Linked DNA regions of Homo sapiens: region 2 is linked to region 1. Evidence: chromatin contacts called from ENCODE Hi-C or POLR2A ChIA-PET data. All regions are on one chromosome and are shown on one strand. The core of a region is the stretch at or near the end of the contact, and the rest is flanking DNA. Distances in the headings are between cores, read along the strand shown.

The links. Hi-C counts contacts between places; a loop is a spot of excess contacts on that map. ChIA-PET counts read pairs that join two places held with the same protein, here RNA polymerase II (POLR2A). Pooled maps may share reads with other maps.
Region 2: a loop to region 1 is called in a pooled map, with 2.2 times the contacts of the local background. The contact joins the enhancer-like site here to the promoter of SPTB in region 1. A Hi-C loop is called at or near these places in 2 of 50 pooled maps. POLR2A ChIA-PET finds 5 or more read pairs at or near these places in 2 of 52 experiments (T-cell and activated CD4-positive, alpha-beta T cell).

Annotation. Positions count from the first base shown.
Region 1 is chr14:64,876,553-64,882,171 of GRCh38, reverse strand. SPTB (spectrin beta, erythrocytic) reads left to right here and starts at 2,265. Exons shown (of 36, transcript NM_001355436.2): 1 at 2,265-2,380. It overlaps LOC105370534 (a long non-coding RNA gene), which reads left to right. Exons shown (of 3, transcript XR_943942.3): 3 at 784-1,291. RefSeq lists silencers at 1,645-1,724, 1,795-1,934, 1,985-2,154.
Region 2 is chr14:64,950,152-64,955,770 of GRCh38, reverse strand. All of the region lies in intron 3 of CHURC1-FNTB (CHURC1-FNTB readthrough), which reads right to left. RAB15 (RAB15, member RAS oncogene family) reads left to right here. Exons shown (of 7, transcript NM_001308154.2): 2 at 3,200-3,260; 3 at 4,108-4,168; 4 at 4,620-4,697; 5 at 5,357-5,446. Among named protein-coding and RNA genes, the nearest start is that of GPX2, 10 kb to the right of the region's middle. RefSeq lists an enhancer at 1-878. Within about 2 kb of position 2,375, at least 2 of the 41 ENCODE cell types and tissues checked have a DNase peak (open chromatin) inside an H3K27ac peak, as active enhancers do.

The DNA of each region.
Region 1 (5,619 bases), core at 1,016-3,515:
TCTCCCAATTTCTCATTCCTGGCCACAGAGATCTGTTCCCCTTTCCCTATTATTTGACAATGCCCTTTCCTCACTGCAAGCCTAAATTTCCTCTCTTCCTCAGTTCTGATTTATCATTTCACTGTAACTCTATTAGCTGTAAAGCATTTGGGGATGCTGTCAGGATAACATGCTCTGTAGCAAATGAGGTTGTATTGAATTATTTAGCTTTCAGCTAAAGTGGAGATAACTAAAGCAGCTGAGCTGGTTTGTAAAATGTTGGGGTAATCTGTCTGCTGATTTGGAGTTTTATCATATTAATTTTTTCTTATGGTTGAAAATTATAAATTTTAAGGCTACAAAGAAAAATATGTATGCAACTATTCAGTTCAGTGCCACAGACCTATAGCTAAGGAATTATCTGGCTTGCATAGTATATAATTACGTAGCTGCAGAACCACCATTCTAGAGAACCATGAATTTATCTAATAAGTTTATTCATACAAGCTTTTAAAAAACCATAAATACATAATTTCCCTCCATTTTTTTCTAACAAAAATAGATGAAGGATTTCTTCTTGAGATATATAATAGTCTCAGCTTTTGAAGTTGGCCTGTTTTTCTTGAGCTTTCCTTGCCAGAATTTGACTTTTAAACATTTTTTTTCACAAAACAGAACTTTCTCTTTTTAACTCAGTAATAGAAAAATGCATTCTTAAATGTTGTCAACAAAGGGGAGGAGGGGATCACTGCGAATCTATCGATGACCATGAATGTTTTTGTATCCTCTTTCCCATATTACTAGTGTCTCTTGGAAAATTGAGCTGTAATAAGGATCCAGCCAAGAGGAGGGTGGAGTGAAGAATTCTGTGGCTCTGTAATACCTGGGGCGTTTGTCCCACTCAGCACATCTCAGTGTCTAAATACCCACCCTCAAGAAGTGGGACTGCAGCAGGAAGTGAAGTATCTTTGCATATGTTCAATATATAAACTAAACTCGAACATCTGGCAAACACCCCTTTCCTGGGTGAATTCTGGAAAACAGCACAATTATAATCCCAAGCAAATAACTCAGGAGTAAGACTGTTCCCTTGTTAAGAACACCAGGCAGCATCAGTAAAAGTTAAAACTTCTTCTGCATCTATGCGCTTTTAATCTCCACGGCCATTTCCATAATACCTGAGATTACCTGCGTTGATAGCTGGTGAGAAATCATCCCAGGCACCGCAGGTGGAGAAAAGAGATGAAAGCTACCTCAAGGCGTACACGTAAACCTTACTGAACAATGACCTTGATCGTTAGAAAGTCAAGAAAATGTACTGCCTTGCAAGCTGCCGGTGTTCTATTGAGTTTCTCTCCGGGGGCAACTCGGAGATGCCTTTTTGGCACCATCGGTTCTAGTATTTCCTCTGGCCTGCTGCGCCGCGCCTCATCCAGGCTTGTAGTGAGGCACCCCCACTCGCCCGGAGACCCGGGCCGGCCAGGAGGTGCCAGTGGGCAGGTGTGGCAGCCTGCCTGTTGATTACAGTCCCTACAATGTGCGAGCTCCTTGGGACTGCAGGCTGCGCGCCGCCAGCTTTGCCTGGTTCGTCCTGATTACACTAGGTTTTCGGGCAGAAACAGCGACACTGAGCTCGGGCTGGGGGTGGGGCCCTCGGGCCCAGTGCCCGCCCCCTGCCCTCCCACCGCCAGCCGAGAGAAGCCCGCCCGGGAGCGCGCTTTCTAATGCACCAGCCCCCGGGAACAATCTGTCCCTCCCAAACCCGCCACGGCGGGGGTTCACCTCCCGGGTACCCGCCGCGCCCACCCTATGGCCTAAATGTCTTTTCATATATTTTAAAAACTGAACTGTGTGCAGTGGGGATGCAGGGCGGGAAAGGCTGGAGGGCTCATTTTCGCCACCAGGCTTGCCTCTCCGGGCGCACGAATTAGGCCCGAGCTAGAGTCCAACCCCCTTCCCGCCTCAGGGGGCTCGGGGTGGCGCGGGGTTAGGGGCAATGAACGACGATGGAGGCGCCCCAGGCTCAGCGGCGGGCGGGGAGGCAGAGGCGGGTTCCAGGAGCCGGGCTGAGGCCCGGCAGGTGCCCCCAGGCGCGGAGGCTGATTGGCAGGTGCGTGAGTGGGTGGGGAAGGCGGGGGCTGGGCTTGGCGCTGCGGGAGGCTGCGGCCCCGCCTCCCCGCCCCCGCCGCGGGACTATCTGGTCCCGGCAGCAGCGATGTCCCCCGGCAGGAATGTCCCTCCTCAGATAATGTTATTTATATCTCTGGGCGGGTCCGCGGCTCGGCAGCACCAGGCGCCCGGCGGCCGCTGTGCCAGGAGCCCCGCGCTGCCCTCCTCCCCCTGCGCCGCCGCCGCCGCCACCCCCGGGCTCGGGGTGGCCCCCGCTTCAGTCCCAGGGCAGGTGAGTCCCAGGAGGGCCCGGCGGCCAAGGGAGCTGGGTGCGGGTGCGCAAGGCTGGGACGCGCGGCGCCAGCTCAAAGGAGCGCTGGGCCCAGGGGGCGCCTGACGCGCAGGGCCCAGAGGACCGGGTGGGAGTCCAGCCCCGGTTGTCGGGCGTGGGGTGGGAGGGGTGCGGGGCCCGGGAAGCCCGGCAGCTGCGGCAAAGATCATCCCGGGACGCGGGAACGCGCGCGGGCGTCCGAGGCACTTGGTGCTAGCTTTGGAGAGCGGGATCCCGGAGAGTCCGTCACCCCGGGGCGCAGGGAGAGGGTGACGGGGGTGCGTGTTCTCGTCCGCCTTCTCCAGGACCCCGGCCTGGGAGCGAAGGGGATTGCGCCTCTAGCCCGTCCGACCGCAGCGCTGCTCTCTGCCTTTTTTTGTCCGGCTTCTCAGCCTTGTGGCCGCTCATATCCCTCTTCTGGGGAACTTGGCTGCGCTCTCCTCGGGCCACCCAGCGCCCAGGCAGGAGGGACAGGTGAGGGCAGCAGAGGGGGCCGGGCCTCCGGGTGCTGGGAGCCACCCAGAGAGTGACCCCGTGTAGACCGAGGGAGGAAAGATCCTAGTGCCCCAAGCCATACTTCAAGGACCCCTAGTCTTCCTCTCCCAAAGAGTTCCTCTCTTCCTCTAAGCTTCTCCGGGCTACTCTACCCTCACCCTCCTCTCCAGTTTCCCCTCTTCCTCTAACTTGGTCTTGAGAAATAGCAGAAAGTGGGAGAAATAACAGAAGCTGTAAAACAATCCCCAACTCCCACCAACTCATCCGTACTTCCCAGGCTGGGGAAGCAGCTGCGGGGCTGGAGTGCTGTTTCCCTGACAACGAGCTTCAGGTAGGGCCTTGAGTTACAGCCTATTAATATCCAAACCACTGTTTTCAGTGAGCAATTAGAGGCGCCAGCCAGGAGTAAGGAAAATGAAAAGAAGCCACTGTTTTTTGTACATCTAAATTTTAGATGCATCAGATTGGGGGGTGGGGTGGGGGGATATAGTGACAGCCTTTTTGTACTGAGAATTTCTGTGGGGAGAGACTAGGCTGTCACCTCCAGGTAGGAGGCAGTCATGCAAAACCCCTGCCTGGAGGTAGTCACGATCCGTATTTTAGTTTCTAAGGGAAGAGATTCAGGCGGCTCCCTAATGAGAGGAGTCTGCAAATCAAAGATTTTTAGGCACAGCTCAACTGTCCACTGTCCTATCCTTAGCTTCACAGATGGCTCTGAATTTTATTCTAGAATTCCCTCTTCGCCCACCCCTTCCCCCACTATAACCCAAGGCAGGTCATTTCTTATTTTAGGATTCAGCTTTTATTCTTTTGCTCTGAGTCCCAGGTTCCAAAATGCAATTGAAAACACCTTTTTTTTTCTAAGTGCAAAATGATTGTTAATGTATGCTGAATGTCCAGCACCTGACACAGCTAGGCCTGTGCTTGCCTGGAGGCTTGCAGGCTAGCCAGGAAAGGGAATGTTAAACTTACATTGAAGAAGAGCCCACCAGCCTTGAAACCCACTAACTCCAGAGGTGGGTCATTTATAAAGAATTTTATCAAAAACTCTAGAGTAAAGCACCATTGAAAGACATAAACGCTCATGAAAATGTGGCTTTCAGACCCCTTAGCTGTTGCTCTTAGCTTTATCAGTGCCCCAGTGGCAATGATGGGGATGAGCCAGTCCTATTGATCTTGAGTTCTGGGAAGACTCAGAGTCCACTCATGGAATTGTAAGCACCCAAGGACTCCCAGGCATCCAGGATGGGCCTTGTAGCACAGGCGTATCAAGTTCTCCTGAGCGGCTTGCCCAGAAGAGAGTTGGGATACCACCTTTGGCTCTGATCAATGCTTCTTCCAAGTGTTCTGAAGGTGTCCTATAGCAGAACGCCTGCTAGATGACTAGTTTTGGGGGTGAAGGTATGACAGGAGCAAGACTCCTACCTGGGATCACATTTGGCAAAATAAAAATGAGTATTTTAGGCAAGCTAGGTGTGAATGACAGTTTTGAACTAAAGTCAAAATTTGACAGGTCTGCTGCAGCTCTGGAAACAAACTGTTTTTGGTAAATAATAATAGCTTTTATTCTGTCTTTTATGTTGTTGTACCCAGTACCTGGATGGTAGTGGAACCTCAGTTAACCTTTGTTGAATGAATGAGGAAACCAACAAATGAATGCTCAGCGTTTTCTCTATATTATCCAATTTAATTGTCATGGTAACTCTATAAGGTAGCTCATATCAACATTTTACAAGTAAGGAAACAGGTTCAGGAAGATTAAATAACTTGCCTCATATTACCCAGCTAATGAGAGATGGGTCCAGGATTCAAACTCAGTTTGTTTGGTTCTACCTTCTTTTTAAGGTTAGACACTCAGCAGGGAATATAAAGTACAAGTTGGGAAGATTTGACTGTTTGTCTTCTAGCTTCATAATCTTCATTCCCAGGACCTCAGGTAATAGTTCTGCTTATATCAGAGGAGCTTAAAAAATATTATCTGAAGATAATATTGGGCATTTATTTGCTCAGAGGTTCTTAGCCTTACCCATTATTTTCAGGTCATTGTTTCAAGGACAGAACTATAATTTTGGCAGGAGTCAAAGCATGGATTTTTTTTTTTTTTTTTAAAGAACAGATTTTCCTTTCAGTCCTGGAAGTGGCCAGGAGGGCTTGATGATACATAGGGACAGTGTGATAGGACAGAGGATGGCTATAAAAAATTCATGAGGCAAACACTATTGGAGAGGGAAGGGATTCTGGAGGTCACTGAACCCAGCCTTCCATGTGCATACTTACTGGCTTAAAGGCAAGACCTAACTGAATGTACCTGATCATTGATGTGTAGCTATGGCACCCACACTTCTTATTACTCGAGTTCATTTCTTTCCTGTCTCACTCTCAAGGCCAATATGGTTTACTTCCTGAAGTTCTGCCTAACCAAACTACTGAGATTTTATTTCCTTTGGAGGAGATTATGAGAGGATGTGTTTTTAATATCTAGTCCTTTCATTTTAGTGCAATCTTAAAGAAAAGGTACTGAGGATAAGCAGGAGAGAAGGCAGTCTCAGGCTTTAAACTCTAAACTGTTCTATAATCTCCCCCATTGCTTGTAAGGTGTACACATGTATACATTTTAAAACAATAGTTATACACATTACGATCTAGAGACAAGAAATCTTAAGTAATTATGTCCATTTTTGGGGGGCATGGGGAAGGACTTTAGA
Region 2 (5,619 bases), core at 1,126-3,625, 73 kb before region 1:
GATGACCGAAAAGAGGCCAGATGTGGACAGAGGACTCTTCCCTGAGGGAAGGCAGAGAGAACTTAGGAAAATCTGAAGAAAGGAGGTGGCTTCAGAGGAAAGGCATTCATCTGGGCCATAAAACAGTGGAGAAGGTATCCTGCTGAGAGCACAGGGGTGGGGAGGGGGTGCCCTGGAGCTGAAGTCTTCAGTGGGGGGACAGTGATAGGTGAACACACATGTGAATAAACAGTTTGCTAAGCAGCTGCGAGGGCTGGCCAAGGTGAGAAAGCATCCGTCTGCAGAGGCCTCAATAAGGCCAGTGTGTTGACTTTGTCCTGCAGTGCTCAGCAGTGGAAAAAACCAACAGCCACGCAGGGAGAGGGAAGGAGCCACGATGGGCACGGGTTACTGGGGCCAGGGCTTGACTGGTAGGTGGACACAGCTGAAGGCCCAGGTTGTGTGGGAACAGAGCGCAGAAGCAATAGATTCCTCTTGAAGATCCTTGGGCTGTTAACCTTTTTTAAATTTAAGAGAGGTTGTGTGGGCGGGGAGGGAGGAAGGAAAATCCTTCAGAAGACATAGACTTACTCTGTTTCTTCCATCATATGTGAATGCATATGAATAGCCAAAAGGTGAATAAAACACATGTTCCCAGGTGGCCAGTGAGACCTAGGTTGCAAGATGGTGGGGTGTGTGTGAGGCCGGGGAGTGCTGCGAGCCCCGGAATTCCTCAGCCTTAGTCCCCCGCCACATAGCTAAGAAGTGAGGGAGGAGGTGAGAAGGAGTCACTGCCCAGCCTCACTTCCGGTGGAGTACCCTGTCTCCTTGTCAGTTCTGTCTCTGGGGACAGTTGCCTGCTTTCACCTCTCCCTCCATCCCCTCTTCTCTCACAGGGAAAAATTCACCTTAATATTGGAAGTTCCTCTCCTAGCAAAGTCCTTCTCAGGCACCCACAGGCAAAAAGGAAACTAAGCAGAGTTAGGGCTTCCAGGCCTAGCCAACTACACGACTCTCCTCTTGCTTCCCTAAGAACCAGCGCAAGGGGCAGCGTGGGTTCCAGCATAGATGGACCTGTGTTGGAATCTCTGCACGTGCTGTGCTGACCCTGGCTAGCCATTGACCTCTCTGAGCCCTTGTTTCCTTTCCACTAGGCTCTCTGAGGGCAGGGGCCATGTCTTTTTCACTGCTCTGTCTGCACTGAGCACTGTGCAGGGCACATAGGAAGTTCCCATAAATGTTTGTGGGATAAAGGAAATAAAACCTTCTCTCTTCCTGTCCCCCTTGTGATGGCTTTGCACAAGGCACTGTCCTTGGCCAGGTTTGCTAGGCTAGTGTGAGGATAAACCAGGTATATTACAAATTGGAGAAAATTTCTCGTTCTTCTTGGAAGAAGGTGCTGTATCATGAAACAAGAATGTCTTGATTCCCTTCTATGCCAGGTACTGGGGAGAAACAGGTGCCTGATAACCGTTGATCCAGGCAGAAATAAGCATACTCCTGCTTCCCAAGGCCTGATGCTTCTCTCCTTCCTCCCTTCCTCCCTCCTTCTCTTCACTCTTTCTCTGCACACATGGAAGAATGGCTGCCAGGCATTGCCCATTTGGAAAAGTACAGCTCAATGGATATGAATCAGCTTGGGCAGGCGAGAAATGATTCACGTCTGACCAAATCGATTTAGTTCAGGTTGCCCGTTCTGCATCTTTTTTCCCTTGTAATTAAATGATGATTGGTCTTGATGGTGGGAAGGAAGAGACAGAATTTAATTTGTTTGCCTTTGTAGAAAGCTGGGGACAGCACAGATAAGGGAAGATGTCTCCCATTTGGCAAATAACTGATGCGGAGGTGGAGTGGCAGTGGTGATGGGGATGCTGGTGCCTTCAGGCCTTCTGGGCCGGGCAGTGCAGCTGGTGGCAGACGGTTCGGAACTCTACCATGTTCCCATCTGAAAACTGTGGCTGATCATGCCCACTCCTGACCTTGCTCCAGGGAGTACACAAAGACGTAAGCTTAATTAACCCACCAGACGTAGCTCTTGAATCCCTGGGCATAGTGCCTGGGTATAGTTAGAGTTGGGGAGAGGCATGGTCAGCAAAACAACCTCCCTCATCTCTCTGTTGTCACTCAGAGTCAAGCTGGCTGCTGCTGGTGGTGCTGACTTCTCTTGCTGCAGATTTCTCCAATATGTTTCTGCCCTGCACGCATTTGCCAAATCCCTTCGGTTTCTTGTGTCTCGTGGCAGCTTAGCTCCTCCAGCCCTTGGATGAAGAAGCGTGGGAACTCTTTGCTTCCTTTCCCTCCCGCAGTGACATGCCATGCCATGCCACTGCCTCTTCATCTGGTCCTATGACAGTCACTCATAAGCACCCGCATGTACCCGGCCCTGCACTAGCTCATGACAGCTGCAGTCAATTGGGCCAGGTGCTGTATCTCATCCGGCCTCCTCAGCAACCCTCTGAGATACTGGTAATGTCCCTGATGAAGATATTTACTGAGGCAGAAATGGACGCTCAGTGAAGCAAGGTGCCTGATGTTATAGCAATGAGCTATGAGTGGCCAGAGGGAGGAGATAAGCTCAGGCCTGACACCAAAGCCCATGCTCCTTCTAGTCAACCACAGTGCCTCCTATGGTGAATGAGTGAGTCAGCAACCAAGACGCATGAGGCCTTCTTTTTGGTGAGCCTTGGCTGGGTGCTGAGGCTTCAGGTACAATCATGGGTTGGAAGAGCCCTCCTCTCTCTCCACAGTCTGGCACTATGACCCCTTCTGGTTATTAACAAGGCAAAGAGAGAGAGGGAAGAAAGCAGGCAAATAATGTGGGTTGCTATTCCTAGAGATTAGAATTTCAGGAAGGATAAACACAGCGTTCTCTCCAGAAGTATAAATAGGAAGACTTCACACATGACTAGAACGAGACATGTTTTAAGTCTGTCGAGTAAGGCAGTGATGAAGTAGATTTCCCCAGATTCACTCTCCCTCCTCTGGGTCCCCCAGGGCCTTTACTTGTGGCAACTTTCAGCTCAGGGAGGGAGGAAAGCCCCTTTCAAAGCTTCAGATACTTCCTTAAGGTCAGTTTCTGCTTAAAGAAGGCCTTTACATTACTTCATCCCTTTGCCAAATTAAACTGAAAGGAAACCTTTCAAGTGTGATTGCCTGGCCCTTTCCTGTTCATTTCTCGTGGGTACGCTTTCTAACTTTCTTTCTTTCTTCCTTTCTTCAGGTGTTGACTTTAAGATGAAGACCATAGAGGTAGACGGCATCAAAGTGCGGATACAGATCTGGTGAGCTGGGGAGGAGGAGGAGGCAGATGTAGGAGAAGAGGACTTCTGGCTGCTCCTTAGCTGCCCCTGCCATGTGTAAAATTCCTAGGCTTCACCTGGGATAACTGGCCACCTCTCTGATGGATGGAAGCGAAGTCTCAGAAGCCCATCTCTTCCTATAAGCCTTAATCTCCAACCTCTAAGAAACTTTAGGGGATTGACTACAAGCACCAAAGGGCAGGAATTAGAAGGAACTGGCACACTAACCATTGTGAATTTATCTCAGGATTAGGCTTTGCCCTTGGGCTGTGCCACACTATGTTAAGATTGGAAGGAAGGAGGCTACACCCCCCATCATTTAGGGCGAGACCCTGAGAGAGTTCCTCAGGATAGCATGATGAAGTTTCCACAGTAGCAGAGGGTGCTGCTGTGGCTCTCTGCCTGAGGTCTTGGAAGCACTGCCTTTGCCAGGGTTTAGAGCTCCCTCTCAATTCCACAGCAGTATGGGCACTGCCTTCAGAGGTCCCATAGGGACTAGGGGTGTAGCAGCATCCCCTGCCAACTCCCATCCAACCAAATCTGGCCACAGTGGCCAGATTCCAGAGAGCTGTCCAAGGCCTGTTCTGGCTGTGGCTTCTGGTTTCTGCCAGGAGGGCAGTTGGCAGGAGGGGCCAAGGCCCTGCAGGCCTGGTCAGCACCAGCACAGATGACCAGGCCTCTGACTGCAGATCCCTGTGGGGATCCAAGCATCCCTGGTTTTTCACCCTTTAGCTCCCCAGTTTTTCCTACAAGGGGACAGCTCTGCTCTTCCCCTCCCCGTCTGTTCCCATGGTCCCTGCTCCTCTGAGGGACTGGCTTTCTCCTGCAGGGACACTGCAGGGCAGGAGAGATACCAGACCATCACAAAGCAGTACTATCGGCGGGCCCAGGTAAGCCACCACATTGGGGGTTTCAAAGTGGGAAGCTGCCACCCACACTCCCAGCTCTGGGTATTTGAGATGTCTGTGCCACGGATCCCCTAAATACAGTTCGCCTGCTTGGAGGAGCGCAGGGCGTCTTTCAGCTGTTCACTGATCATTTGTCCGTCCATTGTTCATGGCCCACTCACTGCAGGCAGGCCCCTGCCCTCACCCCTGACTTCCACCCTCCATCCTGGGTCAAAGATCCAGGTCAAAGCATGTGGTGTCTTCCTGCTGTAGAGAGTTCTGTGATGGGCCTGGGAGGCGGCAGTGGTGGGGTCTGAGAGAAGAGATATTTCTGGATGCTGAGCAGGGAGAATGGGAGAGTGGGACCCAACCTTTAAGTTTCCACGGCCCCTTCTGGCCCCATGACTGCACTCTCTCTGTGCATATCACATCTCTCTATTTCTCTCTCTCTCAGGGGATATTTTTGGTCTATGACATTAGCAGCGAGCGCTCTTACCAGCACATCATGAAGTGGGTCAGTGACGTGGATGAGGTAGGAGATGCCACCTCACTGCCGGGGTGTGGAGAGGGTGCCTCACCGGGGAAGGCAAGGCGAGGGCCAGATGGGAAGGCAAATGCTTCCAGGAAGCTTTGCCTTCCACAGCCCTGGATGAAGACCTCTGGGTGAGTAAGACATGGGGAAGAAACCGAAGCTGCCATGCCCTCACTCTCTATACCCTGCCAGGCCTCCACGGCTGTGTCTTTCCCGGAAATGAATTAGTTCCAAGTCTTCCCTGTGAGCAGCTTCTTTCCTGAAATCTTGGGACCAGGTGGAGTTGCAAGATTGGGATCTAGTCCTGGCTCTGCACAATAGCTGTGGAGCCTTGGGAAGCCATTTGAATCCTCTGGGTCCCCAGTTCCTGTAGAATGAGGGCTGGACTTACATCCAATGTCCTTTCCAGCTCTGATACCAGTGGTCTAACCCAAGGAAGCACCAGTCTTAGCCAGAGTGTCTTCTACCCTAAGCTCTCCCCGTGATACCCTTGAGGTCAGCCATGGCACTTGGGGGAGCCTGGCACCTGCATCCAGTCGGCCCACCCTGTCCCTAGGGCTCTGGAATTGGTGGTGGGCTGGAGGCAGTGCAGACTCTGTAGGGAAAATTGGGGGGGCAGGCAGCACTCACTGGCTGTTCTGCCCATCCTTTGTCCCTAGTACGCACCAGAAGGCGTCCAGAAGATCCTTATTGGGAATAAGGCTGATGAGGAGCAGAAACGGCAGGTGGGAAGAGAGCAAGGGCAGCAGGTAAGTGGAGGGAAAAGGCAAGTCCACCCCAGGTCCTCTGCTGGGCCTCCAGGGCCAGTCCTGAGCGTGGGGACCTAGGGGTGTGTTCCCCAGTGGCAGGTCCTCCCACACGTCCCCAGCACCCCAAGGCCCTGGGGGAGTGGCCATCCTCGGAAGGCTTGTTGTCTGGGTTT